Linked DNA regions of Mus musculus: regions 2, 3 and 4 are each linked to region 1. A link is a loop called in an ENCODE intact Hi-C map of the cell type or tissue named here. Cell type or tissue: heart. All regions are shown on one strand. Each heading gives the region's core, and the rest is flanking DNA. Links, peaks and the distances in the headings are about the cores only.

Region 1 (7,494 bases), core at 1,401-6,400:
CTGGCCCTTCCATGCATCAACCACAGATGATATAGATTCGGGGGTGGGCCAACTCAGAGCCTCAGTCTGGGCCTGAGTGGCAGCTGAGCTGGTGAGCTCTCCTGCACTGCTCAGGCTAGGCCACCCAATGCTGCTATTGGCAGGAGGTAGGGTCAGCTCTCCTGCTCTCAGGCCAGCTCATCAACACCCACCCCTCCAGAGCCAGCTATACTCTGCTGAACTCTCACCTTCAGGGTTGGCTCATCTGTGCCCTTTCAACCAGGACCGGCGCTACTGTGCTGCCCAGGCAAGCTGCAGGGCTCATTCTCCCAAGGGCTGCAGCCAGCCAGGAGCAAGGCAAGCTCACCTGCTCTCATGACCCCACTGCCACCGGTGGTGAGGAATGAGGAGGGGTAGAGGGCATCAACACCACACCCACACTACCTCACAGCAGAGGAGTGGTGAGGCCAGCTCTTCCTCATTGTCATCCTGGGGCTAGCGCACCTGCCCCCACCACCTGGACAGCACTACCACAGCTGTATTGTGCTGTCCAGGCCAGCTGCCAGGCTTGCTCTCCTCAGTCCTTCAGCTGGTGAGGGGCAGGGCTAGCTAGCTCTTTTCTGCTCATGATCCTGTGAGCAGCTTTCCCTATTGCCAGAATTAACTCTCCCACAGTCACACCTTCTGGGCTGGCTCACCTACACCTGGTCACCAGGGCCAGCTCCATTCTGCTGCCTGGGCAAGGAGCAGGGACTGGTCTCCTGAGTGCTGCCACAGGTAAGAGGTGGGGCCGCTCTCCCAAGCAACCCAGCCACTGAGGGGTGGGGCAGCTCTGCAAGACCTATGGACATCCATGTGATCTGACATCGAACCCTACTGCTGAGTAGCCACAGACCCAAACATAGGCCACAGCTCGAGCTGGGACCTCACCATGGCCTCGGGTGGCAGGGCTGGCCACTCACAACAGGCTGCTCCTCTCCACCCTGGACTCTCCAGTTCCATCTCCCTTCATAATGCTCAAGCTGCTCCACTTCTCTTTCCCATCTGTCCACCACATACTTGCACATCGTGGTGTCTCCCACTGCAGGCTGGACACCTGGCTGACGAACCCCTGGGTGACATGTTTTGCCTGCGCTGTGTGGTGTGGTGGCAAGCAGGTGCCTACTGCCTGTGCTAGAGGTCTGTGGGTGACATGCTGGTCTGCTACTTGGTTGGCAGATTTGGGGTTCAGCCATGTCTAGTGGGGAAGATTTATGGTTCAGGTCCACAAGCAGAGGGCATCACTTTGTGTCCCATTGCCTAGCAGTTGGTCAGTGGGCCACACCTAGCTCCAAGAGACTCGACAGTGGGATCCAAACTATGGCAACTGGAGAAGAGGATTTGGGGAACAGCTGTCTGTATCTATTTCTACTTCCAGTTTCTCAGGTATGGAAATTAGAATCTACAGCACAATACAGCCCACTCTTTACTCTCTCAATCACGGTGTTTAATCTTATGGGACTGGGAATTAGTGTGTCCAGTTTAGTAAGCTAAAGAACAGACCTCTGGATGACAAAGCAAGATTGCCCCTCTTCTGATTGCAGAGTCCCGCACATTAAGCTTCACTCAGTCAAATGATGCAGAGCTGAGACGATAGCCTGCCGGGACTGTTTATGACTGAAAAGATCACCCTTGACACGTGTTTCCAGTTGGAATGACAGACTGATGCTAATTTACTTGAACTCTTTACCTTACTGTGTAACATGGGACAGAAATTGAATGAAATGTCTAGTGTTGGGCTAACACGTTCATCTCTGAACTTTAGACCTACCACTTTTAACTGTTTCACTTCGTTTTCACTGGGTTTTGAACACCAGGGACAGCTACCACCCTTATTGTTCCCAAAATGTAATTACAGTAAACTACATGGAGAAAACACACATGCATTCCTCAGCCACAGATGGTAGTACTTTTATTGCTGATATTTTACTACTGTGCCTATCAAAGTATAGCGGAGACATCAACTGCATGAAGTAAGACCCAAGTAAAGAAGACAGGAAGACAATTGGGCAGCTAATCAAACTCACCAGTAACTTCCCCATACTTCAGGCCTATAGGCTCTGGGTTTTGGCTTTGCTACATATTATTCTTTAGAATTCTTCTCAGTTGACCTTCCATGGCAAATCTAATTCTGGCCCCCTTGCAGCCTTATTATGCCTTTATTAGGCAAACATGTTGATTGGAGTTTGTAAAAACTAAAAGCACCTTTTGGTTTATTAAAACACAAAGAAACCTTGCTAGTTAATGCACAAGGCAAAAGCCCAAACTATTTTCCAAAACAAGTCTGCAATTTATGCAGAGAAATCTCTTAACTTTCCCTGAGGTGTATATTCCATATAGACGTGTATTACAGACATTAACAGACATTTCCATTTTACAAAAGATTTAACCTAGTATCTTCTGTCAAATTTCTAGCACCTACTACAAAACTGCAAACATAAAAGCTTTTGAAATAGTCATTTTAAGTGAGTCACTCCCTGAAAGAATTTACATTACAGCCAAAGTAAGTTGACTTCAGTATCTTGGAGATAAAACCTGAATTAATTTGCTCATCTGCTTAGCATGTTATCTGTTGCTGTGGAAACCGGTGTGTGTGTTGGGAGGGGGGAGGGCGGTTGGCGAGGGGAGCGACACTGAACTGGTCACAGGCAAATCTCTACCTAGCTGTCATTTCAGGCAAATTATAATTTGTACAACAAACTTGTGATTCAAACAATGTAACCAACATTCTGATGAAAGACAGTGGTAGGGAAAGAATGCTTGTCATGAAGTCTTCCAGGGGGCTCTGGGGCTGAATTCCTGAGGTTCTTTTTCCAGTTGTGCTTAGTGTAGGCCCCAGAAGGGGCTCAGTGAAAATATTTTAGCTCAGAGGCGCACATTTAAAGAGAGCAAGGACAGATTCTTCATAGAGACTGCATCTCCTTTCAACTTCCGTCTCCTGGGTGGAGACCTTGCGGGTTCAGGCACCTGCAATTTCCGCCCTTTTCCTCCCCCCCCCCCCTTTCCGGGCGGAGGAGCCTCGCTCCTCCTCCAGCTAGAGCCCTAGGAACGGCCACGCTCCCTAACCTTGCTTCCAGGACCTAAAAGGGTCGGTCACTCTCTTACAATGCGCTAATTAGGAACAATGTGTCTCCCAATGAAAGCTCTACAGAGGGTAAAGTGCAGCCCACGACAACAGTTCGGTGTGTTCTAGCCTGTTTCCCCGCCTCGCCCCACGTCAGGCTTCTACGATCACGTCCAACCCGCTAGCCCAACCCTTTCCCCGCTCCTCCCAGCGACCACCCATTGTCCCCGCGGCTGTCACGGTGTGGACGCCGAGCTCGCGACTGGAAAGGCAGGGCGTCATTCAGCCTCGCGCTTTTCCCAGCCTTAAAAGGTCTAAGGCCGCTTCCTGCAGCCAGAAGGTAAAGCGGGCCGCCCGAGGGAGCAGCCGCGCCCGGGCCTCCCTGCCCCGGCGTTGGCGGAGCCGCTGCCCTACTCTCGGCTTCTGATCACAATGCCCTGGCAGTAGAGCTGCCTTCACCCTGCCCCGCAACCCGCCCACCGCCATTACCGGCGCAGAGAGAGGGCGGCCGAGCGGGAAGGGGGTGGGGGGGAACGCGAAGGTCCCGGATGTGCCCGCCAGTGAGGTGGGGGCGGGGAGAGGCTTCCTTCCGCGGGCCGCAGGGGCGGGGAGGGAGGGCAGCTCGCGGGGGCGGCGGGGAGCGAACCGAGCACGCGGGTGAAGGCAGGGTCGGGAGCGGAGCGGAGCGCGAGTACGCGCTCTCCTCCGCTCGCCCTCGGGCACGGGCGGGCCGGCCGGGCGCGCGCAGGGGAGCGGCGGTTGCGCCGGGCCGGAGAACTGTGGGCACCAATCAACGGTTGCCATAGCAGCGTTTGACGTCATCGTGCGTGTGGTGCCCCTGCTGCCGGGGCTAGTGATTGGAGGAAACCCCGTGTCTGCGGAGCGGCTGTAGCCTGTGAGCAGCCAGATCAGGGACAGAGTCTCAGCCTCGCCGCCACCGCTGCTGCCGCCGCCGCCCAGAGACCGCCGAGCCGCGTCCGTGTGCCGCCACCCACTCCGGACACAGGTGAGGAGCCGCCCGAGTCGGCCTCCGGTCCCTTCAGCCCGCCGCCGCGCTGCGGCCCGAGAGGGGTCTTCTCAGGAGGACCCGGGCGGCGGCTCGGCTCTGCCGGGCCCGGGCAGGCGCCCACCGCCGCCCCCGGCCGCTTGCTTCTGGCCTGCCGGGCTGCTCATCGCCCCGTTCTGGTCCCCGGGGTGGGGGTGGCGGATGAGGCGCCCACGCGCGAGACCCAGGGGCTCCCGCTCCCGAGGGCGACCGCGATCCGCCCCCGCCGGCACCCTGCTTCCGCCCGCGACTGTGACTCGGCCGTGGCGCAGGTGAGGCCGCCCCCACCCGGGGCGCCCCCGCCACCCCCTCCCCCACGGCGGGGGGCAGCCAGGTAGCACGCGGGGCTCTGGGGTGGGGCCCGCCAGGGACCCTGGGCTGGGCTCGCTGGGGCCCGCAATGCCAGAAAGGACTCTCGGGACGCGCGGTGGGGGAGGGGCGCGGCCAGAGCTAGGCGTGGGGGTACCGGGGCACGGGGTCCCCAGCGTCCTGGGCTGGTGGGAGGTTCGCATCTTTCCAGGAGCTGCGGCCCCAGGATGGGGGCTGCGCCTGTCTGGGTGGGGCCCTGCCCCTCCCCCTACCGCAGCTGTCGGGACATCGGGGCTTGGGTCGGACACCGGCGGAGGGGACCCTGGGCGGGAGCGGGGTGTGTCCGGCGCGGGCCGGCCGCGGTTCCGCTTCTGCGGGCGCGGATGGCATCGGGCCCCCGGGGAGGGTGATCTGCTCCCCCTCCACCACCACCCTCCGACTGGGGCGGGTGCACGGACTGCTCCTCCCTCTGCCCGGGTGGGGGGGCGATTCACAGTCGGAGTAGGTTGGGCTCCTTGACACAGTTCCGCCATGACAAAGAGAGTCGGGGACTAGCGCGGAGGCACCAGCCTGGGCGGAGCCAAGGAGGGGAGGTGGCTGCGGATGGCGCGGACGCAAGGACTAGCGCTTTAAAGTCACCGCTGCGCGGTTTCGGTTCGCCCCACCCTCCGGCCTCAGGCAGCCAAGGGTTAAGTGGGTGCGGCGAGTATTCCCGCAGTCTGAAGGCGAGGCCCAGGAGCGCTCGTTTTCCTGTGAGAAACCTAATCCACTTCCCCTTATCCGGGAGGTTGGCGGGGGAACGTTTGTACTGACTTAGGCTTACATCATTTTTGGAAGCAACATTTACCAGTGACCGTTTCTAATGTTAGATTTCGAGACCCCGGGGGAAGTATGGGTTCACAAATTTTAAATAGTTAATGCACGGAAGGTACTGTGTCTCGAATTTAAGCTAGCCCTATCCGTGTTTCTGTTCTGGACACTGCTCATTTGGCTACCAAAAAGAGGTCCTTTCTGGAAAGGTAAAGGAAAGAATTTCCATGGTGGGCGGCAGTGACTCTTTATTCCTACACTTAGTGCATTCAGGTTGTGACTTTTCATTAAAGTGTATTTTGTGGGATCACTATATGATTTAGAATTTTGCTCTTGGAATTGTTGAAGAAATGAGAAGTAAATTGGAATCTAGGGAACTTTAAAATTGAGCGAAAGAAAACTGGGGAAATATGAGGAAGACCAGCTTGAGGAGTTGTGACTGCTAGAAATCCTGCCGTGACTCCAGACTGCAGCAGGCAGCAGACATCGGAAGCGCTTGGCTCCCTCCATGTGCTGTGGACGCCCTAGTGCTCACTCAGAGTAGGAAGTGAGTGTGCCTGTGTGCTAGGCGAGAGTTCATAGGACGCTGTTTAGACACAGATTGGTCTTGGGCTTAGTGATTCCTGGTGGTATTGTGTTTAAGATAGTTTAAGCAGCAATTAGGCAGTTTTCTTCAGATAATTTTATACCATGATCAGCTGGCAAATGTTACAAGTGTAGTAGATCAGGGTGGGAGGGTGCTAAATAAAATAAAACTTAGTGGCTCTTTGATAAGAGTATATACATTAAAAAGCTAGAATATAATTACACTGACATGACTCACGATTCTGGAAGTATGCTTATAGGCATTGTAGGTCCCGGTCCCTAAACTGACCCGCACCCCCAATGCGCATTCCTGCATGCACACTAGAGGGAAAGTTGCTCAGGTGTACATCATTTAGTGTCGTTGGGATCTAGGGATCTTTGGCCAAGGAGAGTAGAGGTGGGTCTCTGGTTTTGTACCCCCTGCCCTGCAGCTTAAAGGTGGGTTTTTTTTTGTTTTGTTTGTTTGTTTTGGGTTTTTTTTTTTTAAGGAACTGGTGTCCATATATGCTTTGATCTTACTTGAAATTGGAATCTTCTGAACAGGTGGAACGCGCAGTTAATTTCACAACCTACTGTTAATATGCAGACTAGGCTAGTTTTCTGGTTGGTTGGGGTTGGGGGCTGCCTTTTAATTGCTCAAGCTGGTTTGAGGTACTGGTGTGCCTTATTTATTTATTTACTTATGACAGGTATGAGTATGTATTTTTCACAGGCGTTTTCTGAATGTTTTTCTTCTTCCCTTTACAGAATATCCAGTTATGGATAAAAATGAGCTGGTGCAGAAGGCCAAGCTGGCCGAGCAGGCAGAGCGATATGATGACATGGCAGCCTGCATGAAGTCTGTCACTGAGCAGGGAGCTGAGCTGTCGAATGAGGAGAGAAACCTTCTCTCTGTTGCTTATAAAAACGTTGTAGGAGCCCGTAGGTCATCGTGGAGGGTCGTCTCAAGTATTGAGCAGAAGACGGAAGGTGCTGAGAAAAAGCAGCAGATGGCTCGAGAATACAGAGAGAAGATCGAGACGGAGCTGCGTGACATCTGCAACGATGTACTGGTAAGAAAGAGTCTGTGAATCTGCCTCAGCTTCACGGGCGCCTTCACAGGGCCTCTGGTGCATTTTAGAAATTGGCTGTTACATAGATTAGAACTTGTCATCTAAAAGGTGCTATGGAACAATTGTAGAACGTTTCTGTAAAGTAATGAAAAACATTACTTGATGGTTTGTGTTTCTGTAGCACTAGAGCTGATACTCATAAATATATGTGGTATGGACTGTCTAGAGCCAGTTCCTGTCTGGATTAGCCGGTATAATAGAATGAGTCCTGGAGAAAACTGGATTGCAGTTGCTTGTGTGGATTTATTTGTTGTAAGTCAACTTTGAATGTTAACAACCAATGAAATAATCTCAATCTCGGCTTTCCAGGTTTTACAAGTGCTTAAGTATTTGGCACCTACTGTGTTGAAATACTTTGCTTCTAGGAGCTAAAGAGATTAAACAGTACATTTGTGTGGATTTCCTATTTTAAAAAATAATACGTTTTTTGTTTGTTTGCTTTTGTTTTGTTTTTTTTTTTTTTTTTACTAAGAAAATTTTGAGGGTAAAATCTAATAGAAGACTAATCAATTATTTTTCTAAGGCAGAATCTGTTTTACAGCCCAGACTAG
Region 2 (7,494 bases), core at 1,191-6,190, 79 kb before region 1:
CACATATATCATACACACACACCACAACCCAGGACGGACCCGAACACTTCAGTTCCTTAATCATCTATTTGCAAGCTGGAGACAAGGATCTAAGTTTAAAGACTCACGCATGAGAGAGAGAGAGCGAGAGCAAGTGAGAGAGAGAGAGAGAGAGAGAGAGAGAGAGAGAGAGAGAGAGAGAATTGGGCTCCAAGGGTCACAGGATGCAGCCACTGTGCTCCCTCTCTAGGGAAGAGGAAATGACTGAAAAGTCCCAGCAGCACAGTAGGCTCTGGCAGGATTATCTGCATCCTGCAAAGCACAGACACAACTAAGTGTGTCCCATGGCCCAAGGAAGAAGCTGAGAGGAGAAAGGCCCCAGAATTGGCTGTTCCTGCTCGTCACAACAGACACCAATCGGGGCGAGCAATAGAAAAGATGGAGATGCTGATAATCTGGCTAATGAAGGATGAGTAAGACACAGGCCCTGCTCTCAGGGCCACAAGCTTATCTTGAGGGCAGAGAACACATAAGTCATTAGGGTGTGGCATCCTGGGGGGAGAGGGACAGCTAAGTGATACAGAAGCTCTTTGTACAGAAGTGAGACGCTTCCTTAGTCAGTCGGTGCTCCCTAAAAGTGGTCATAAGAAAACAACTTCAGGGAGGAAGTGTTTGCTCTGGTGTGAGGCTGCAGAAATTCTGGTCTTCAAATGGCTGGAGGCTGTTGTTCCTGGGCTGCGGTAAGTCAGAACATCATACAGGACCAGTTACTAACCTCATGGCAACCAAGAGAGAGAAGAGTAAGAAGAGAGGGCGCAAAAGGACCCTTCAAGGGCACAACCCAGTGACCCCCTTCCCATGCAGTTCCCAACTCGGGCTCCAGCTGCCACAGTCCCACTTCCCAGTTGTCTTGGCTCATGGAATTTGGAATCTACCAGTGATCTGGTGGTGAGAGCTCTCAAGACCTCGCCATCTCTGGAAATGTCTCTGCAGACACACACAGAAGTATATCTTACTAGTCTCCTAGGTGTCTCTCAAGACACCCATCAACCATCAACACTAGAGCCACATCTGTCCCTCTCCTAGAACCCTCTTTGGGATAGGATATGCATCAGTTCTCTGTGGCTGAGTAAGAAATTGCCTCAACATTTAGCAGCTTAAAGCAATAAGCACGACCTTGTGACATTGACGTCGGGAAGCATTTTCACAGGGCCACCAGGCTCAAGGTGGCTCAAGAGTACCAGGCTACCAGCATCTGAAGGCTTACTGAAGGTAGGCTGTACCACTCCAAGAGAGTTCACTCTCCTGGCTGGCTAGTGCTGGCCACTGGCAGGTTAATTCTCACTGTGTGGTCCTCCTTGTGGGCCTGCAGGCATTCTTCAGAGTGAAAGTCTGAGAAGAGGCAAGGAAGAAACAGCATCTCCTTCTTGAGAGGCAGAAGTGATGGAGAATAGTGTTTTACAAACCAGTCATACCAAAGTCCGAACTGCAACCAGATCTCTGGGTACAGAAACTGGCATATGAATACACAGTACACAAAAACATCCCCCAACTTAGTATACACCCAATTACAATAATAGTACTGGAGGTTCAGTTGACAAGATTGGAACTTGGGGTCCGCCATACTTGGGAAAGAATAGATATCTAAACAGCAAGTGTAAAGCAAAACTGTACCACTCATGGAATGGAGTGCTCAGGAGAGTCCAGAAAGTCCCACCAGACTCAAGGAACCAGGGAAGTAGAAGCCACATAAGTCACAAGCTCCGATAAGTTCCGATCCTTCCTTTAAAACAGAATGTTGAGATTCAAAAGCGCTGGGCAGGGCAGTCAGGCTGCAGCAACTCTAATCCTGAGCCTTGGACCTGGGTACCAGAATGCTGGCTCGACAGAGCGGGATACAGCCACGGGCACAAAGGCTTTGGAGTTGAGGCTAAACTACCCAACTGCTACCTAAATATTGATTTAGAGGCCCAGCCAATCACTTCCCACAACACTGAAAAAAAAATCCTACTTCAGCTTCAGGAAGTGCTCCATCCACATTTTGCAATCTAAATCTCTTAAGTGAAATCACTTTAATGTCTGCACTTGTGTTGTTTCATGCCTTAAGGGTCAGCATCATTTTTATTGTGAACAACATGAGGAAAGGAATTTGGGGAGATTGCAAAAGGCTCTGAACAGAGCTCACAATCCAGCACACCACAGTTTTCCAGTGTCCACGGCTAGGCTGGGAGTACCTCGGGCAAAAACATCCACGAAAGAGGCAAGTGAGGGCCGAAACAGCCCACGCAGAAGCTCGCCATCAGGACTTTTTGTCACTCCCAGTGTCTGCTCTCTGGTGGATTATGGAAGGGATAGCTGTGGAGTTCTTTGGCCCTTGGCAAAACAGGACATTAGTAGCACACTGTGCAGATTCCTGCTGGAAGCAGCCCTGTCCCGTGTTCATCTCCACAGCTGCTCAAATCAATCCCTTGCCAGGCAACCGACCACTCTAAGAGTATCAGGACCCTTCCTCACTATGTCTGGCAGAAATAAGGACCTCTGCTTACTAATTCACTTCAAATCTAAGCAGATTCTAGGCTCCAAAAAGGCAAAAACCAAGGCTGAGTAGGGGTAAGACAACAGTGGGCACCAGAGAGCCTGCCGTGCAGGCTGGCTGGAAAGAGACTACTGAGAAAGCCAGCCCCCTAGGAAGGGCAGCTGAGTCCCAGCAGCATCTTTTAGCTGCTCCCCTCTGACCGGCCCACCTGTCACTGGGGTGTTTCATCTCTGTCCGAATTGGTTCAAAGAAGCATAAAGCAGAGAGACATGAGGCTAGACCCCCCCCCCCCAGCCGCAAGCTCATCTGGACCCAGCAGCAGCTCGCACTAGATGGCTTTATTTGCTCACAGGATTTCAGGGGACCCTAGGCTGAGTTAAGCTGAGGGAACTGACATGCAAATGGGTATTGTGCCAGAGCAAACTGATTCTGTAACCACCTCAGGGCCTGTTTATACGAGACCTAGAATCTTCTCTTTTGGCAACTCTCCAGCCTGCCCCGGCATGACTTAACACGGAAATTTGGTTTGATTTTTTTTTTAAAGCACTCTTTGGGATTCTATAGCTCTGCAGCAGGGCAGGCTCTGCACTGAATTATTGAACAGTGCGGATGTTTGCCTTCCCTGTGACAGCGTTTCCTCTCCGCAGCTCCTTGTCAGGCCACTCATTTCAAATATGCAGCAGGGCTGAGCCAGATTCCAGTCATGTTTGAACAGTTGCCAAGACTCCAGGGGCACCAGGCCTGTGGGGCTCCAGGGTCACGGAGACCTCAGCTTTTGGCACATGCATAGCTTGGTGACTTCTAGCTATTGTTCTGAAGGGATGAAATCTTAGCGGCATCGAAACCCCATACCATTAACCCTCCCCCAGCTTCTTCATCTGCTTTGCTATTTTTTGCTAATGGTACCAGCATCTCTCCAGTTGCCCAAATGCCTGCCTTGGCTACACCCTTAACCCTCAACAGGTGCTTGGTGTCAAGTTTGGTGCTGGTGCTTGTGAAACAGTTCCCAGTACTAGTCAGCGCACCCTATTCCCACTACTGGAGGCATTCAACAGCTAGATTTATTGCTGGTTGACTGGTTGGATGATTGGTTGTTTGAGCTGCTGTGCTGGGGCTCAAATCTGGAGTCTCTAGGCAAACATTGTCCCTAAGCTACATCTGCAGCCCTTCTTCCGGGTTCTTAAGACACTTTTCCAGTTAGCATCCCTTTACCCAATTCTTTGGCTGTAATCTCATCCTATTAATGTCCAACACCCATTTTTTAAATAAATATGAAGATATAGTCTGCTTTGCTTGTTGCTCAGTGAGAGTTCAATTTGGATGAATTCTGCTACCTACAACCTTGAAAACTTACTTGACCAGTAATGTAGGAATAATAGCATGAGAAGTAAAGATGATAAAGTGAGTGAGGGAGGTGGTTTGACATCAGATATCCAGGCAGTGCTGCAGAATGTTCAGTTTCTCCATATCTGATGCTTTGTAAACGCTGACTTCTGCTTTCAACTTTCTGGGGTTATTGTTCGTTGTTTTTGAGATAAGGTCTCAGGCTGGCCTGTATAGCCCTAGATGTTCTGGAATTTGCTATATAGGCCAGGCTGGCCTTGAACTCACAAGATCTGCCTGCCTCTGCCTCCCCAGTGCTGGCTTACAGGTGTGCACCACCACACCTGGGTCTCATCTTCATGGTTCAACCTACCTGGAATATCTTGTGAGATAAACATATGTTCTCCAAATGTGGCTGGCTGATGTGTTTGTGATTTATGTAAACCATTTTCTTTTTTTCTTTTGCTCTTCCTGCAGGGCTAGGGATTGAACTCAGGGCCCTATACGCATGAGAAGTGCTCTACCATCAAGCTGTACTCCAGTTCCATGGTATCTACAATCAAAGACTGTCACAAAAGTTCTCACTCTAAGGACATCTTGGTGCTCTGACCTTGGCACTTACATGGCAGACAATTGTTGCTGCGGTTGCTTTGAGCCATTTATTATCCTTGGTGACTCTCTTGGCATATAGTGAATACCCCAAGAGCAGAAAGAGAAGGGTATGTGTCCATTTACTCAGCAAGCACGTGGAAGCAATTCTGGGTTATCACTGTCCTGGACACTGAAATTACGAATGTATTCGACATGATCTATAGTCACCAAGATACTGTCTGCAGACAACTGTGTCCCTTTAGTTTAAGCCGGATAGCTTTTATTATTTTTATTTATTCATTCATTCATTATAATAGCATCTTGGGGCAGGCAGTGCTGGCATCTATATAAAGGCAGCAACAATGTAACTAAGCGCTGGATGGACTAAGGAAGTAGATCAAGGGCTCTGAGACATTGGCTTGGAAGCCTCATTGACACAGGTTGAAGAAGCATGCACCTACCGAGGTTCCCAAAAGATGCCATCTTCATTGCTGGCGTCCATTTGAAGCCTCACACAGCTGATGGAACTGTAGCACAAACCTGCATTCCAGTTACAAGAAAGTGTCATGGGAGCATTCAGAGCTTTCCGAATCCACCAAGGGAGCAAACTGTAAGGGCTTGGAATGGGCGGTTGAATGTTAAACTACAAAATCCTTTCTGTTACAGAACTCCAGCCTGGGGAGAGAGTCATGAATGCATGCAAACATCACAGTCAGAGTGGTACAGGTGAGCTACGAAAGCCAGAGAAATGATTCCCGAGCCAGACGAGGGCCTGTGCACAAAAGGGAGAGCTTTGCAGCCCCAGGAAGGTTACTTCCTTTGCTTGCTGTGCTTGTTTGTATGGTACCAGCACATCCTATGTGCTAGGCAAGTATTTCCCCACAGTAGGCCAAGTTTAAAGTCTTGGTGATATGGAAGACGACTCAGCAGGTAAAGCGATTGCCACCTAAGTAGTATAAGGATGGAGTTCAGATCTCCAGCGCCCGTGTAAATGTTGGGTGGGTGTGGTGGCCTTCCTGCAATCTCATTACCCCGGAGAGGAGGCCGAGGATTCCTGAGGCAAGCTGGCTAGCTAGCTAAGCTGAATCAGCCATCTCTAGGTTTAAGTGAGGGACCTGACAAGCTCTGAGTTCAACAGAGAGACACTGCCCCAATACATAATGTGGCAGGTAATCAAGAAAGTCACTAAACACCAACCTCTGGCCTCCACACGATACGCACGCACAGATGTGTGTGCCCACACACTTGAATTGATACACCTACACACATCACACCCGTCCACAGCAAATAAAGATAAAACGTATCCTGAAGGTACTGGGCAGTCACGCATGATTTAAGCAGGTGAGTCATTTGGTCCTGTGTTAGCTATGGAAAGACCTACTTGGTTTTGAGAAGGGCAAGGCTAACAGGAAAGAATGACAGTTAAGAGTCTACTTCCTCCAGGAAGAGATGCTATGACTCAACCAAGGAGGTAACAGTAAGGCTAAGGCTGGCAGACACAAATGAGGACTAGCAGAAGCCAATGGCCATTGCCAACGGCCTGGTCTGGGTGGCTGGGACTGCAGTATGCAGCAGCATCAAGAGGTATATCTAACAGGATATAAGCCTGTGGGGAGAAAGCAAAGACTCCAGTCTCTAATACAGAAACTCGGAAGTGTGGTGGCTTTATCCAAGTCCAGATGGCTAGAAAACAGTTGGGCTGTCCAGCTCTGGAACTTGTATGGCTTGGGTTGTGTAGTCACCACCTTCTGACTTTTGCTCCTCCCCCATTTCATTTTAAATAAAATGTCTTTCAGAGAATTCATATGATTGTGAGAATCTGACTTCTAACTTTCTGCAAATAGACACTTAACCTAGGCAAAGCCAAACAGAACTAATGTTTAGGCACAGCAATAGGGCAAGAGTGATCACATGACTTAGACTGCGCTCACCAATGCACAGCTAGGCTTCTGGACCTGTTACAGAGAAGACAGTCTGTTCTTGCGGCCAGGCTGACAAGTAGACATCCCCCCCACCCCTGGGAGCGGTCATGTGACTCTGGATGCGTGTCACAGCACAGGTTGCCGGAGGCTGGAGTAGCTAAAGCTATTGCCACAACTATTCTAGTAGATATTCAGAAAGCTCTAAGTGGATGATTCTGGGTTTCTTGGGTGGATGCGTGTGCGGGGCAGTCACATTGGCCATGCTGAGACGCTCTGTTTGACCGCTTCCTTTCAGTGTTTCAGGATACAGATGAGCAGCCTATGAGCATGGACCTGATGGGTCACCCATGCCCTCCTTCATTGGGTAATCCCAGTGTGACAGCAGGGCTGGTCTCCATTGTCTCACAAGCCTGCTTTCTGAGGGTTGATGGAGCAAAGCAACTGGTCTGACTAAGTAGCTAAAGGCTACTTTAATCAAGAAGAGATCTAACATGTAAGAAGATACACAGCATATTCTCTTAGTAGGGCAAGCCACACAGCATCCGTTAACTTCTGCACACTTGTGAGCAGCCACAGTTTATTCTGTGAGTGGAACTAGCCCCAGTCTCCATGTCACCCCTGCCCTTGACAGAGAAAAGGCTGTAGACATTAGGAGCACCCTGGCTCAGGCTGCAGGTGACTAACTCACTGCCCTCTTATTTCCTTGCCATCTCCCCACCTGCACAGGAACTAACAAATGTTCCCAGCTTTAATTACAGGAATGACCAGAGGGGACATGCAGCTTTCTTCTCTCCTGCTGAGACTATATGAGCATGTTAGTTAGCAGGTGGAATTTCTCTTGGGCTCTTGGGGAATTGAGGGCTAGGCTATGGAAGAGAAGGAGAATTCTGAGCAGGAATTGTTGCTCCTTCCCAAGCTGTAAAGGTGAACAAGCCAGGGCTTCCCACATACCACCCTGGAGTGTCTGTGTCCGGAGCCCGACACAGGGAGAGCAGAGGCCTGAGTGTACTTAGGCCTCACAGAGGCTTTTCTTCTGAGAGAAACATTACTGTGTCAGGGATTGTATTGGTTTAATTGTTGCTGTGACAAAACCAACGTTAGGAAGGAAGGGCCATCGGGCTCACGGTTCCAGCGTACAGTCCA
Region 3 (7,494 bases), core at 1,733-6,732, 210 kb before region 1:
GTGGGGGCTGGAAACTTGCTGGGGAGGTCTGGAAACTGTTACTGAGGAAGTAGCTGAGGAAGTCTGGAATCTGCTGCTGACCAATCAATCATCCTTGCCTCAGGTCAGGTGGCAGGGCAGCTTCTGAGGCCTGGACTTGCCTGAAATTGCCCAGTTCCTGGAGACAGAGATTTAGGCCTCATCTCCTGAACTGCTAATCTGAAGCCTGTCCTGGAATCTGCCTAGTCTTCTCAATGGATCATGTTCTCTAACAGAGTCACTGTCCTCAGGTATTCTGTCACAGTGGTGGCAACAGTGGTGACAGGACAAAGCACAGCGCTATTATGAGGCTTTAACCCAGGACTCTCACTTCCATGCACTGATGTGTACAGCCGTCCTCCCTCTACCATGTATACCAAGGACCATAGCTTTGTAGTAAGTTTTGAAATTGGGAAGTATGTTTCATCAAGTTTTAAGAGTACTTTGTCGGGGATGGAGAGATGGCTCAGCGGTTAAGAGAATTGATTGCTCTTCCAGAGGTCACGAGTTCAAATCCCAGCAACTACATGGTGGCTCACAACCATCTGTAATGAGATCTGATGCCCTCTTCTGGTGTGTCTGAAGACAGCTACAGTGTACATTATATGTAATAAGTAAATACATCTTGAAATAAATAAATAAATAGTACTTAGTCTATTTTCAGCTCCCATAATTTAGATAGGGTCTTCAACATATGGAAAGATGCCAGCAGGATTTTGGTCAGGCCTACACTTAATTTGTACATCAACTTGTAGATCAATGCAGAGATTGCTGACATGGGTATATTTCTGAATCTTCTGACCGACAAAGTGAAGGCACCTTTGCCTTTCTGTTTACTTAGATTTTCTGCAATGTCCTTCATCAATGCTGCTTGGTATTCAGAATACAAGCTTGGAATCTCTCTTGGTAAGGCCTTGTCTAAGTACTTTACTCTTTTTGATGCATTTCTAATATCCCACATTACTGTTTAAACTTCTTTTAATTTTACTGAAATCAAGATTTGCCTTACAACCAAAAGTCATTATAGTTCAACTGGCAGCATGTTTTAAAGTGTCGCTGCACATAAACACTCAAGTCAATGGCTTCACAGAGTCAGTACAATCTGGCACTAATGTGAAGTAGCTGGAAAACATCAAGGCAGAAGTGAGCAACGGGCATCGGAACTGTCAATACAAACTCACAAAAGAGGCTGGAATGAGAGCTGGAAATGCAGGCGTTGTCTCAAGGGAGTGTGACATTCAGAGCCACGAGACTGAACAAAAAGCCTCAAGCAGAAGGTGCACAGGTAAGGAGGAGGCAGCGGAGCAACCACCTTCGCTTTTCCTACGGTTGTACGGTTGTCTCTAAGGGAAGCACCACAGAGACAGGAGCCCCTCAGGGAGACTGTTTTGGTTGTTATCGGTGTGGTTGTGTTGTTTGCTTTGTCTTTTAAAAGCAGGATCTGATACATAGCTCAGGCTGTCCTTGAACTCACTACATAGCCTTGGCTATCCATCTTCCCGCCTCACTCTCCTGGGTTCTAGGATTACATTATGTATTGAGAATGAATATGCTGGGAACTCACCAATCACCTCATCGCAGGAACCCAGCACGCATCCAAACACATCAATAAGCCTGTCATCTTTCATCTCCAGAGGCGCAGTTTCATTTCATGAGGTGGATTTTGGATAGCAAATCAGCAAGTTCTTGTTGCATACTATCTTAAAGTGACCGCCGATAGGCAGAAAAGGGAAAATGTTACCACAAGTGTCGTTAGCATTCATAATTAAATGCAGGAATGTGCACAGAAGCCTAAGTGTTCATGTCTAGATTGCTGTCACTTTTCTGACACTACACCAGCTGGTGGCAAAGCAGAGGCCCTGCCTTTTACCCACTGTCACCACACACATGCTCAAGCATACTCACTCCGGCTTCATACTTCCCCTGTATATTTCAAATGTCCTAAGCACCACATATAATTACCATTACACCATATTCTCTAGGTAACAGTGCTTAACAAGGGAGTGAGCCAGACTCCTTCAAGGATAAAAAGCATAGAGGAGACAAGAGACCTGTGTGGCAGGGTTCTGGGGCTTTTTGTTTTGTTTTGGTTTGGTTTTTGGTTTTTCAAGGCATGGTGTCTCTGTGTAGCCCTGGCTGTCCTGGAACTCACTCTGTAGACCAAGCTGGCTTCGAACTCAGAAATCTGCCTGCCTCTGCCTCCCAAGTGCTGGGATTAAAGGTGTGTGCCACCATGCCCGGCCTGAGTGGCAGTCTTAAAAAACAAAACAAAAAAAAGAAAAAAGCTCCAGCAGAAGGTGTGCGGGTAAGAGGCATAGCAGGAAGACATTGTGGAGTTTACTGCTGTGAACTCGGATTCCCCCAGGGAACATCTGTAAGTATCCTCAAAGACTTTTACTTTTCCTCAAGTGAAAATGGGGTGCTATTGGCCCCAGCCAGAAAGAAGGCAGAGCTACCACTAAACACCTAGTGACTCCCCATAGACCCCGGTTAACAAAGTCCTGTCCTGAGAGAGAGAACTAACTCCAGCTACAGCTTTTGTCAGGTTCCTGCAGGAGATATGAATTAAAAACTCAAGGGATACTAGCTTTTGAGTATTCCCCCAGGCCACAGGACAAAAAGCAACAAACCAATCCTACTTCACAAGACTTCAGACACCACCTCACCCCTGCAGATGTCACAGTCTAGTTGCAGTGTCCATTGTCATTCATGACTAGACAAACAGCTCTTTGTATTTCCCAAGTCTAGATCCTCCAAGACTCTCAACCCAAAAGGCAGATTAACACAACAGTAAATGTGGCCACCATTAATAACTATGTTATAGCTTCTTGACATGTCTGTTCCAAACCTGTCTCTTTAGACACATTCTGTTCAATATTGTTTTTTCAGCACTTTGTTGGTCACTGGCTATACAGTAATAAAAAGGAGATTACAGATTACCATCAGCAACAGTAACAAAACTTAAACACGTAACTACATTTTAATAAAGGCTTGTGAGCATAAAGTGAAATGAATCAAAGATGAGCCCACTTCAATCATGGCCCAGCTGCGTTGCACCTTTCTGGCTATTTTTAACAATACTGTGACAAGGTTATCATAGTACAAGTAAAGTAGACTATGCTCATAGTCAACGAATTCTCTGGCTACTGGCAGGCAAGTTTGAGATTCTGACTGGGCATGGCGACACATGGTCATGTAGCTCCTGTGGAGGTGAAAGGGTTCAGTTCTAGGACAGACTGAACCACATAGTGGTTTTAAGGCCACAAAAGCAGTATACCTATAACCTAATTAGATCTAATGGGGAGCAGCTTGTTGCAGGTACAGGGCAACAAATGCAGAGATTTACAACGCCATTTCTAACCACCACTAGATGTTAGAATTGCAATCGCTCTTAATAAGGTATCTGAAGTTCACAACGTGGTCTAAATCAAGTGGAGGCGGGGAACGACCTTTTATTCTTTCCCCAAGTATTAGCAATCCAATAGCCAGCCTGCACAGGCCAAGCGAGCACGTTAGGATTTAGCCGATTTTTCAGGCTCAAGTCTCCATCTATGTGAAAGTCCCTAGTAAGTCAAAATACCCTGAGCACGGAACCAGTGAGGGAACAATGGCAGCGAGTCTGGCAGGGGGTCATGGCCGAGCGGCGGCCACGCGGGGCCCCGGACGCGACTCCCCCGCCGCTCCGGCTAGCGCCTTACAGGGCTCCCGGCTGGCCAGGGAAAAACGAGGGCGGCGGGGCAAAGGCCAGGCCGGGTGAGTGAAACACGAAAGAGTGACTGCTGAGCCACTCGGCCGACAGCCGCCCGTAGACCGGAGGTCACACACCGCAAGGGCAGGGGGACACGCTGAGACGACACCGAGAGAGCGGGCGGGAAGCAGAGGGGCGGGCGAGGGCCCCGCAGTTCCCGTCTTAGGCCCCGCCCCCGCGCGCTTATGTAACAGGGGAGAGCTGCCATTGGCCTGCAGACCGGAAGGACGCGGGCATGCTAGAGGGGCGGGGCAAAGCCGCCGCAGGAAGGTGAGGGGCGGGACCGCGCGGGCAAGCAGGCGGCGCTGAGGCGACTGGGAGTGCGGCGCGGCGTGCGCGGGCACGAGCGACGGGCCTGCCTCGGGCTCAGGCGCGGCGGGCGCGCGCTGCGGCGGGTGTGCGAGGCGCGGGCTGTTGTGCTCCCGGCTCTGCTCGGTCCTTCCTCTGCGGGTGGCGGAGGCCCCAAGCGGTGCGGGGCTCGACCCTTCCTTCCCTACTCGTCCTGCCCAGCTCTTCTCGCGCTGCGCGGTCTCTCGGACGCCAGACCGGCCCGGCCCGGGTAAGCGGCGCCGCAGGACGCGGGAGCCGGGGCGGGAGGCACGCGGCGGCGGGAGGCCGGGGCGGGCGTCGGACTCCCGGCGGAGCGGGCGCGGGGCTGAGGGCCGCCGAGGCCTCGGGCGGGCCGGGCTGCAACCGTGGGGTTGAGTCTGCCCACGAATGGCTGTTGAGAGCTGGGATCGTGCCGCGGAGCCGACCTGGGCCCCTTGCTCTGGCTGGTTGCAGAGTGTGAGCCCATTTCCTGGCTCCCCGGCCTCAGAGTAAGTTGTTTCTCTTTAAGCGGCCCCTTAGGGCCTCCTTCTCAAGAGTCCTGGTATTCCAAGAACTCTTCCTGGTTCGTAGCTCATTTGCAGCCTCCTGGGAAAGCTAAAACTTTTATTAAAAATCAGCTGGTAACTGTTTGCAAACGATTTATTGCCTTTCAGTTTGTCCCACTTAATCAGGGAGCGATTTATACGTAAGATTTTGTCAAAAACTCGATGAGCTGGTCAAGAGCAAATTGTAAGTTGAACTGTCCGAAAGCAGGTGGTTGGATCGTTTGCACTTCTGCTTTCAGAAAGGAAATCTGTGCTGTCAGAAGTTAGGGGCCTGCCCCGCTCAGCTAGCCTGTTAGAACAGATCTCCTTTGCCTAGTGTTACATTTTGTGTTTATTGAAGCGTTTGCCTTTTTGTAACCGTTGGTGGTGGTAAAGAAAATGGGTTAAATCTTAGGTGTTCTGTTGTGTTTTAGGAGAAGCCCTAAACGCAAAAGTTAAAAAATAGTTTTTGCTTATCTGATGGCATTGTTTTTACAGCACGCTTCATGAAAAGGTTATCAAAGTAGCTGCTTTAATTTCTAGATGGCAAGGAAAGTTCTGGAATTACTGATGTGAGGTTCTGTAACTTAAGCATAAAACCCTTAAGATCTGTTCACCAAGTAATTCACATACATAAGCCATGCTTTATGGAAGAGTTAAGATGTTTTAGACAATCAGAATGATCTAGTAAAGATCTGATACTAAGACAGGGGGACATTAAGAGTGTTTTCAGGACTGGAGAGATGGCTCAGCGGTTACGAGCACTGTCTTCTCTTCCAGAGGTCCTGAGTTCCATTCCCAGCAACCACATGGTGACTCACAACCATCTATAATGGGATCTGATGCCCTCTTCTGGTGTGTCTGAAGACAGCGACAGTGTACCCATATATATTAATTTTTTTTTTTAAGGAATGTTTTCAAAGCATTGGTGTTCATGTATTGAAGACCCACCATCAAAATGTACTTTTAAATATGCCATTGGAACATGGTGAAGTGACACAGGCCTTAAAATCCCAGCCCTTAGGAGGCAGAGGCAGGCAGATCTCTGTGAGTTCCAGGCCAGCCAGAGATATGTAGTGAGACAACCCCCCAATATACTATTGAAACTTAGAGAATTGATACGGCATTGGTTTAAAAACACAAAAATGAAATATAATTTTCATGACAAACAGTTTATATTTGCCTTGGGTGGGAATCGAGTTCATATATTAGGCTGGCATATTAAACATTCTCATGGTTGGTGAAAGACTGGATGGACTTCCAGTTTGCTACGTAATACTAGTGGGAATGTGTCCAGTACGTGTGTGTTTGTTTAGTTTCCATTGTGGTGGGGGATGATGAGGAGAGCTTGATTGTCACTGAAACACTTTTGACTTTATATCCAGTAGCTAAAGAGAATTGCAGTCAGAAAAGGCCAACCCTCTTCATAGTACGGTCCCTTGTACATTCATGTCTTTTAGTAATTTCAAAGTTTAAAATGTAATTACAGTGCTAGTCAAAGTGGCATTGGACCTCATTTTAATGTGCTTCAAAGCACTACTCTGGTAGATGCTGGGTGAACAGGTTTAATTTGTGCTGTCTAACCAGAAGTCTGGTTTTAACAGGAAAATAATTCTTTTAAGTGACAATTGTTTTAACTCATTTTTGTTTACTCCAGGCCATTAGTAGTGAAGAATAGAAAGAACCTTTCAGCTTTGTAAAAGGTACCCTCACACCAGGGTTCTAATTTGTCTTTACAATGTGTGCGGCTGGGCCAGTGAGGTGGCTCAGCTGGTGAAGGCGCTTTCTGTCAAGCCCGAGGGTCTGAGTTAGATCCCCAGAACACAAGTTGTAGAAGAACACACTCACAAATGCTCTGTGGAGTATGTGTATCTGCGTGCACACAAATAAGTGTAGGCGTTTGTGTTTCTGTGCAGGAAAGTTTTCTTAAGGAAAACTCTGGATAGTACAATAGTTTAATGAAACTTCAGTACTAAAAGGAGTTGCTGTGTCCCTACATCTCTTTTCTAGGATTAGATGACAGCACTTATTTTAAAATGTGCAAATTGTAAGTCTCAGTAGTGGATGCTAGCAGGGAGAAACTACCTTTGTAATCAAATGACAAAGGAAGACTAAACTTTGGACTATCAAACTTTTGAAGGTTACATGTAAAGTAAAAGGAAGTAAAACCATAACTATATATACATATGCAGTAGGCATGGGAGTCTGTTGAGGGAGATGTGGTCTTGCTCTGTGGACCAGGTTGGCCAGGCCATGTGGTCTTCCTCCCTCTGCTTCCTTCCCAACTGCTCAGGCTGTGTGTTGATCTTTATTATTATTAAACAAACGCCTTTATAATCATTACCTGGTTTAAGATAAAGAATATTGTCAGCACCCTCGGAATGCTGCTTCTGTCACCGCCTCCCGTTCACTCCATAAATAGCACAGTGACCTCCTTAGCTGTGGATTTGCCTGTTTTGAACTTTATACAGGAAAGGCTTCTTTCCTTGACATAGAGATACAAACTTTATAGAAATAATTTATTCTGTTTGTTTTTGAGACTGGGTGTCTTTTTGTAGATCTGGCTGATCTGGAACTATACGTAGAATGGGCTAACCTCAGACACTCAGAGATCTGTCTGCCTCTGCCTGCTCAGTCCTGGGGTTAAAGGCACGTGCCACCACGTCTGGCTAGAAATGCCTTTTTTTTTTTTTTCTAATGCTGCCTGGCATTCCACTGTGTTATCTGTTTTTACCAATGATATTTGAACTGTCTGGTTTTAGAACAGGTTCTGTAAACATCCTTTTATACATTGATGTACATACATTTGATACTGTTGAGCATGCATTGTGAGGAATATACTCATTTGTCATCTAGCGGCATTGTGTGTGAGTT
Region 4 (7,494 bases), core at 1,372-6,371, 61 kb before region 1:
TCTGATGACATCAGGTCACCAGAATCAACGACAATCAGCATGAAACTGCAGTATTTTCTACATGCTGTGCCCAATTCAATAACACTACTGTGGTTGAGGTAGACAGCAGGTTTAGCCAACAAAGAACAGAAGTGTATTTCAGATTTCCTCAAAGCTGGGAGAAGAGGACCAACCAACTTAGCACACCCTCTCTAATCATCTTCAGAGTCAGCTCACACCCATGTGACCTTTTCCACTTTTTGTAACAAAAGTCATTCCCTCCAGGGACTTTTTCATCTCCTTCATGGCCTCTGTCTTCTCTGCCTTAGATATGGGATAGCTCCTAGACAGGAGGAGCAGCCACTAAGATGGCCAAAGGGCAAGAGAGTGTTCTACTGTTTAAGTCAAAGGATGTGAATTTGCTATTCTTGTTGTAGGCAAAGATGGTGCTTACAGATCTAAGTTTCTTAAGTAGCCCAAATAGCCATCTAGACCAGCCAAACCAGCATCCCTATTGGCCACAGGCAAGCAGAGATACAAGGAACGGGTTTGAGGGACTAGGCTTCCCTGTCTGAGCAGGCTGGTAGGCCTTGGCCGGTGGCACTGGATGTCTGAAGGGGAGATCTGGAAGGTACCAGGGCCTCTCCTCTGCCACTATTCTTGGTAGTAAGTAGTAGTGCCCCAGAGAGTGATGGAGACTGTGAGGCTCTGCTGGGGTGGCAGGTGCCTGTGCATTCTCTGAGTGGCTATTTTCTGTGTATCCTGCAGGGGGCTAATTAGCACCCTCCCAATGGGATACTTTTCTGGCTATGCCACCACTAGGGGATATAATTAAGGTCACTCTGAAGTTAAGGGAAGACAATAGCAGCTGCAGGCTTTGTTTCATCCAGACCAGAGCTGAGGTAGGGCCCCAGCCCCCTCATCATTACAGGCAAGAGCCATTAATAAACTGGCAAGGGGCTCTTGAATGTGGGGTCAAGTGCTGCTGTGGAGAATGTGCCACTTAGTATTCTCTTCAAGGCCAACACACACTTCTCCTTGGGACTCTCTGCCTCCAAAATAACACTCACAAGTTCCAAGATGAGTGCTTTCTTGGGGAATATGGCCATTTTAAATTTTATTATGTCTCTGTCAAACTTAGAAGCCCTCTATTTAAATACCAGCCATTGTTCACTTTGGTCTTCTTTTCCATGAAGCTGGGACTGCTCCCATTGTTTAAAGAACAAGTTGTATTTAAAATGCAGTAGGTGATGTTGAAACTATAGACATTTCCTACCATCACACAGCAGGTTATTTCCCAGCATGGTAGACAAGCACGGTGCTGAAAGTCTCCTGTCACCCTCACAGTACCCATGGGTGACAGGCAGAAGTGCCTTAGTTGTGCAGCTCTGGGCTGGGTGCTATGATAGCTCACCCTCATCAGCACTGTGACTTGACTAGATTTGGGGATTCCTCTGGGAGACAAAGGTTGGCCAAGTCTGAAGGGCATGTCCACAGAGGTTTGACAGAGTAGGGAAGACAGCCCTGGGTGTGAGTGCACCAGAACATGGACTGGACAAAAAGGGCAACTGAGAGAGCACGGCACTGATTCTCTCTGCTGCCCAACTCCAGAGCTATCCTACCCCAGGTTCCTGTCATTAGAGCTGGAAGCCACTCTTGCCACCATACCTTCCTGGACGTGATGGACAGACCCTCAGGTTAGAAGTCAAAATCACACCACCACCCCTCAACTCAGGTTGGTTCCTCTCAGGTATTTTTTGCCACAGAGTAAAGAGGAATCCTCCTGAGGTGTAGTCAGTACACACTTGTCTAGAGAACCCTTTACAATTTGGCTCATGTATGTGGTGAGCAGACAGCCACTGAACATCCATATAGCAAGATGGGGACACACTTATACCCCAGTGAGCAATTTATGAGCTTGTTAACCAAGTGACCTAGCCTGGGAAGTCACATCCGATGATGTCTGTCACACTGTATCCATTAGAAAGGCACCCAGTTACATCTGAAGAGGAGGAATAAGCTGTGTGTGTGTGTGTGTGTGTGTGTGCACTTGCACGTGTGTGGTGGGGAGAATCTGATGATGGCAACAGTGTTACACATGCACAGGTGATGTCCTCATGTAGAGGTCAGAGGTCAACCCCAAGTGTCATTCCTCAGGGTACACTGGCTGGCTTTGTAGGCTATTGAAGTCTGGACAGAGGACATTGGTAAATCCCAGTTGTTCCATCTGAATGCTGGTAAGTCCTCTTAGTTCTCTGCCAAGACACAGATGGGAAAGAGAATTCTCTTCCCCCCACAAGAACTAGCCTTTCCTAGCCCCACATGGTTTGGAGGATAAAGTGTCCTGTGGCTATCCTATTGACCCCAGGCCTGCTGAGAAGGAGCTGTGCTCACTCCAGATGGCTGTAGGGCATGCAAAGCAGAAATCTAAGCAACTCACCCATTCTTGAGGAGGTCACATGCAGAGATCTCACCTCAGTCACCAGGGTTCCACAGGCAGGAACTCAGACCACACCCCACCAGGAGCTGCCCAGCCCAAGGGATGGTGAGATTTGCAGATCTCTGAATAAGGAAAGGAGGGAGGACAAGAAAACACGCAGGCTTGGGCATGGCCTACAGGAGCTGGCACACTGAAGAACACGTAGTTTTCTAGGACTCCCTTGCTGACGTTGACAGGGGTGTGACTTAAGGATAAGCACTCTAGTATGGTGTGGGTACTTAGGTGAGGAACTGACATTCTAATTCCTCTGCCCAGCCACAAAGCTGCAGAGGCCCAGGGCAGGTTGTGCATGGGCACCATGTCTGCATTTCTGAACTAGAGAAGGTGGTGACTAAGATCCCTGGGACAGGGGTGGAGCAAAGCCTGCTCAGGCACTGGCAGGAGATCAAAGGGAGGGCTATGCAGCTAGCTAGAAGCAGCATCCGCCGCTGTTGCCAACACAGTACAGCACACGTTGGCCAAAGATGGCTTCAATGACAGAATAAATGAAAGGCTCGACCCTGAATATGCTGGGCACCAAGGACTGTCACAAAAGTCAACCATCTCCAGGAGGATTCAGCAGGTGCACTCTGGATGTGAGAGGGAGTACCTACAGCTGTGTTTAGAGCCCTTGGAGCACTCAAAGCCCACATTCATTCTTAGAGGACAGTATCTTAAGATGTGTGGTGCAGAGGCCTGGCTGGGTAGACACACTCAGCCCGAGTCCCTGTTATGTCAAGCACTGGTTGTGTCTCAAAGAAGATTTCTTCATCTTCTGTTTTCTCACCAGTCAAAGGGCAGACTGAAGTGGGAAGAAGGTGGCTGGGATGAAAGAGTTAGCCCAGTTCCCAGCCTCTAGACAACAGTCAGCAAATCGCTGCTATTTTTATTGTTGCTATTTTTACCAACACTGTGGACAGCTGCTGCCAGTCTTTGTTTGGTTTGGTTGCCCAGCATTTCTTCCTTGGAGAAGCTGGCCTCTGCACCACGCACATGGCTCTGACGTTCAACTAATCCGAGGACCCCCAACCACTGCTCATTGGGAGTAGGCAAGTCACCAAGTCCCATCAGACAACCCTCCCAGGAACTGAAGCCTAAACACAGACACACAGGAAGTTTGTTCTGGCTGAATCACAGTGACTGGGAATCCGTGTTGAGCTCCCAGGGCTGTGCCTGCTGTCATCACTCCCAAGGTCTGAGTGTCGACTCAGTTCTCCACTGACTAACTGGGGCCCACATCCATTGAATGAACCCTTTGTTAGCCTAAGTCAGTAGAGCCCCTTCTAAGTTTTGTAGCCAATAATCCTTGCTAGACAAGTAAAAGATCCTTTGCTGATACCTCTACAGGATCCGAGTGAGAGTGAATGGATACGCCTCCTTCTTCCTCTCTTTCTTCATGTCAGGCTATCAGAACATACATACATATATACACACACATACACATACATGTATGTATATATATATATATACACATATATAGCATACACATAAATGTGTGTGTATATATGTGTATGCTATATATGTATATATATATATATATGCAGCTAAATGTTAAAGGGTTAGTAAGTACAAGAGAATGACTTGGTGGCCATCTGGTATAGACTAAATAAGGCTATATATGAGGACATAATATAAATTGATCTAAGATTTAAATGTATAAAATCTTATAGTGACTAGAAGGAAGCATAGGTGAGTCCGTTATAACTTTTAGGTCAGGGGAACCTTTTTAAGTATGACTCATTAAAAAAGAAATGTGGCCCATGCCTTAAGTCCCAGCACTTGGGAGACAGAGGCAGGCAGATCTCTGCGAGTTCAAGATCAGCCTGATCTACAGAGTGAGTTCCAAGATAGCCAGGGCTATGCAGAGAAACCCTGTCTCGAATAAACAAACAACACTACAAAGAAAGGAAGGGAGGGAGGGAGGGAGGGAGGGAGGAAGGGAGGAAGGAAGGAAGGAAGGAAGGAAGGAAGGGAGGAAGGAAGGAAGGAAGGAAGGAAGGAAGGAAGGAAGGAGAGAGGAAGGAAGGAGGAAGGAAGGAGGAAAGAGGAAGAAAGGAAAGAGGAAGGAAGGGGAAAGGAGGAAGGAAGGAAGGAAGGAAGGAAGGAAGGAAGGAAGGAAGGAAGGAAGGAAGGAGAGAGGAAGGAAGGAGGAAGGAAGGAGGAAAGAGGAAGAAAGGAAAGAGGAAGGAAGGGGAAAGGAGGAAGAAGGAAGTCCTTTTAGGTATCACTACATATAATTTAAAAACACCAGAAAGTCATAGCAAACATAAATTACAAATAGAAAGTGGATGTCACAAAGTAAACAGCTCCTAGAAACCAACAAGAAATGTGGACAAAGGGTGAATGAAGAAAACCAGAAATGGAAATAGCTCACCAGTGTGGGAGAGATCCCTGCCAGAGTCTTTACCCATCAGACTAACAGAGACTGAACATGACTTCTCCACTATCTTGGTATGAGAATAAGAAGGCCCCGGCCCTATGGGGATCACTAGCAGCTTGTATCAAAACTGCAGGTGTATCTGCCCTTTGCTCTCTGGAGATGGATCCTTCTGCTGCATATGCACACGGATGCGCATGCACAAGAAATTCGTGTCTGCTTGCTGCTATAGAAATATTGAAGTGACCCCCAAAAGACTGTTTGTTGTTTGTTTTTAATAAAAGGCAAAGCCTTGTACTGATTTAGAATCCACCCCTGCTCTCACCCTATCCCTATTCTCACTTCTTGATGCCAATTTAAACATTAACTCCTGGATCTCTCCTACAGAGGAGAGGTATTTAATGCTATTCCTCTCCTTGTGCACATGCAGAAATATTCACTCTCTATCTTCATTTTTCTTAAATTGTTATGGCACAATTTTTGTTAGATTATATTCAATATTTTGGACATTTTGACATTCTAGTGTTTACAATTGATACAGTGCAGCATTAATGAAATTCTGTCTTAATTTTTTTTGATTGTTGTTGTTTTTCCTATCGTTAATAATTGACTTGCTCTGATCAAGAAAACATCTTTTGGCAACAGATGGAGACCATTGTAGAAAATCACAACCAATTAAATCAGCCCTAACTGATACATCTACAAAACACTCCCCACCTAAAGTCCAGGGAACATTGTAGAAGAGGGGGCAGAAAGAGCAAAAGGATCAGAGAGTTTGCTGTGACGTGTGTCTCCTGGGAATGTCAGAAGCTACACACATAAAGTCTCACCAATATGACAGTCCAGATGTAAACTGAACAAGAATGATGTCAACAGGTGTGCAAGAGTGGACGGGGGACTTCCACAAGGTCTCAGCACGCACGAAGAATTACAGTAGCTGAGGAGAGCAGAGAGTGGGCTGGGCTTCCCCAGGGAAGAGCACACCAATTGGCTTTCCAGTACCAATGCTCAGCCCTGAAAACATGCATGCAAGTGACATTATACAGACTGAGCAGGGTGTGTTCATGTAACAATGGAAAAGGGGAACCCAAAACTCGAAAGACAGCAAAGATCCTGCAGTCGTGATTCTTCTGACTCAGCCTCCCCTGAGCTGGGGTTACAGGTCTGTGCTACCACGGCTGCCTGAGAGGTGGTGCAACTTTTGATAGAATTAGGCCATAGGGGCGGGGGGGGGGGGGGTGATGGTGACCTCAGATGGGCTTAACAGTCATTGTGTGACTGTTTCCCACATGAGGTAGTTGTTATAAACCAGTCAGACCAGTTTCCTGACTCTGTGATGCCTTCTGTCCTAAGTCCTCACCAGTGTGAACCCCCACTGGACCATGCCCTTGCGCTTGGAATACTGTGTGAATGAAGAGGATATACAAATCAATCAGGAGAAAAGCAGTCACAGGCTTTGAGACACGACTAAGAACCCTAAATGTAGGTGTCTTAACTCTCCCATTAAGAGAAAAAAAGAGATGCAGACTGGAGCCTAAAGAGATGGCTCAGCAATTAAGAGCATTAGCTGCTTTTCCAGAGAACCCAGGTTTGACTCCCAGCACCCACCTGGTAGCTCACAACCAACTGTTATCCCAGTTCCAGGAGATCTAATGCCCTCTTTGGGCCTCCCAGAACACTAGGCATATCTGCAGGCAAAAATACTTATACACATGAAACAAATTTTTACAAGATGCAGGCCAGCTAATTGGGTTAAGAAACAAGAACCACTAGTTTCTATCTGCAAGAAGCACACTTTTCCGGGTGCACATACAAACCAAAGGAGAAAGGACTGCACAGGAAGTCGCTGAGAGGAGAGCCACGTTCCACCCCCCACTGGCTCATCTCCCTAGGATTCCAGCTCTCGCTGAGTAAACCCTTTGGAGACATACTTGGACCGACACAAACTGCAGTGTCCTAGTGACTGCTACCTCTTCTCTTTTCTAAGAAGTCAGTGTTTCAGCCTCAGCACAAGAATGGCAGTCAACCTAATGTCCTACAGTTCCATCCACACTGAGTTCTTTTTGTGGTCAGATGATATCCCAGTGTGTGTGTGTGTGTGTGTGTGTGTGTGTGTGTGTGTGTGTGTGTTGAGTGTATGATGGTTGTGTGGGGGTGATAGCAGAAATCAGAAGAGAGTGGGATCCCACCACCACCCCCCTCAAGCAGGAGCAATGGGCAGTTGTAAGTAAGTAACATGGGTTTTGGGAATCAAACTCAGGTCCCCTGAAGAGCAGCCAGTCTTGGCCACTGAGCCATCTTTTTAGTCCTTTATCTTGGCTTTTATATCCTTTCATTTGAGAAGTGTTTCTTAAATGATTCAGTAATTGTCTGTGCTTCTCACGCAGTGTTCAACCCGAGAGTAAGCCCCTCTCGCTCTCATTTCTTCTGTTTCCCAAATCTGTCTTTCATTTACTCCGTCATCTGGGATTCACCAACTTGAACTTCCAAGTTTCTTTGAATGTGACTGTTTCTCTACCTTTACTTCCAACAGTACCTTCTTGATTCTAGTTTTTATAGGAACTTAAATTCCAGTTTTATAGATGGACCATCCTTTTGATCTTTTTTTTCTGCTAACTCCAGGATACCTGTTCTTCTCTCTGTCTTTCTTTTTCCTTAT

The links. Peaks named below come from ENCODE experiments on the same cell type or tissue, not always from the same donor. Only the 100,000 strongest peaks of a DNase experiment are listed, where the experiment ranks them.
Region 2: it touches region 1 in a loop (3-fold over the local background); 12 of 42 quality-filtered maps call a loop at or near these places.
Region 3: a loop joins it to region 1, with 7 times the contacts of the local background. A loop is called at or near these places in 25 of 42 quality-filtered maps.
Region 4: it touches region 1 in a loop (3-fold over the local background); 4 of 42 quality-filtered maps call a loop at or near these places.

The regions. Positions count from the first base shown.
Region 1 is chr15:36,790,073-36,797,566 of GRCm38, reverse strand. It overlaps Ywhaz (tyrosine 3-monooxygenase/tryptophan 5-monooxygenase activation protein, zeta polypeptide), which reads left to right and starts at 3,029. Exons shown (of 7, transcript NM_011740.3): 1 at 3,029-3,422; 2 at 3,892-4,088; 3 at 6,579-6,883. The coding sequence starts at 6,590. It overlaps Gm41298 (a long non-coding RNA gene), which reads right to left and starts at 366. Exons shown (of 3, transcript XR_003951531.1): 1 at 347-366. In heart, for the core only: no CTCF peak of the experiment used is centred there; DNase peaks (open chromatin) are centred at 3,896, 4,926 and 5,766; H3K4me3 peaks cover 4,001 bases; H3K27ac peaks cover 3,638 bases.
Region 2 is chr15:36,869,239-36,876,732 of GRCm38, reverse strand. Gm10384 (a long non-coding RNA gene) reads left to right here. Exons shown (of 2, transcript XR_875155.3): 2 at 4,316-6,233. Gm41299 (a long non-coding RNA gene) reads right to left here. Exons shown (of 2, transcript XR_875154.1): 2 at 7,405-7,494. Among named protein-coding and RNA genes, the nearest start is that of Gm41299, 5.3 kb to the right of the region's middle. In heart, for the core only: no CTCF peak of the experiment used is centred there; a DNase peak (open chromatin) is centred at 3,212; H3K4me3 peaks cover 1,248 bases; H3K27ac peaks cover 3,614 bases.
Region 3 is chr15:37,003,959-37,011,452 of GRCm38, reverse strand. Zfp706 (zinc finger protein 706) reads left to right here and starts at 4,051. Exons shown (of 4, transcript NM_026521.4): 1 at 4,051-4,325. It overlaps LOC115488529, which reads right to left and starts at 5,747. Exons shown (of 2, transcript XM_030248876.1): 1 at 5,743-5,747; 2 at 2,980-4,597. The coding sequence starts at 5,747. The coding sequence ends at 3,649. In heart, for the core only: a CTCF peak has its summit at 5,475 (motif pointing left); DNase peaks (open chromatin) are centred at 4,022 and 4,862; H3K4me3 peaks cover 3,648 bases; H3K27ac peaks cover 2,508 bases.
Region 4 is chr15:36,851,101-36,858,594 of GRCm38, reverse strand. No RefSeq gene overlaps it. Among named protein-coding and RNA genes, the nearest start is that of Gm34472, 12 kb to the right of the region's middle. In heart, for the core only: no CTCF peak of the experiment used is centred there; DNase peaks (open chromatin) are centred at 2,824 and 3,504; H3K27ac peaks cover 2,984 bases.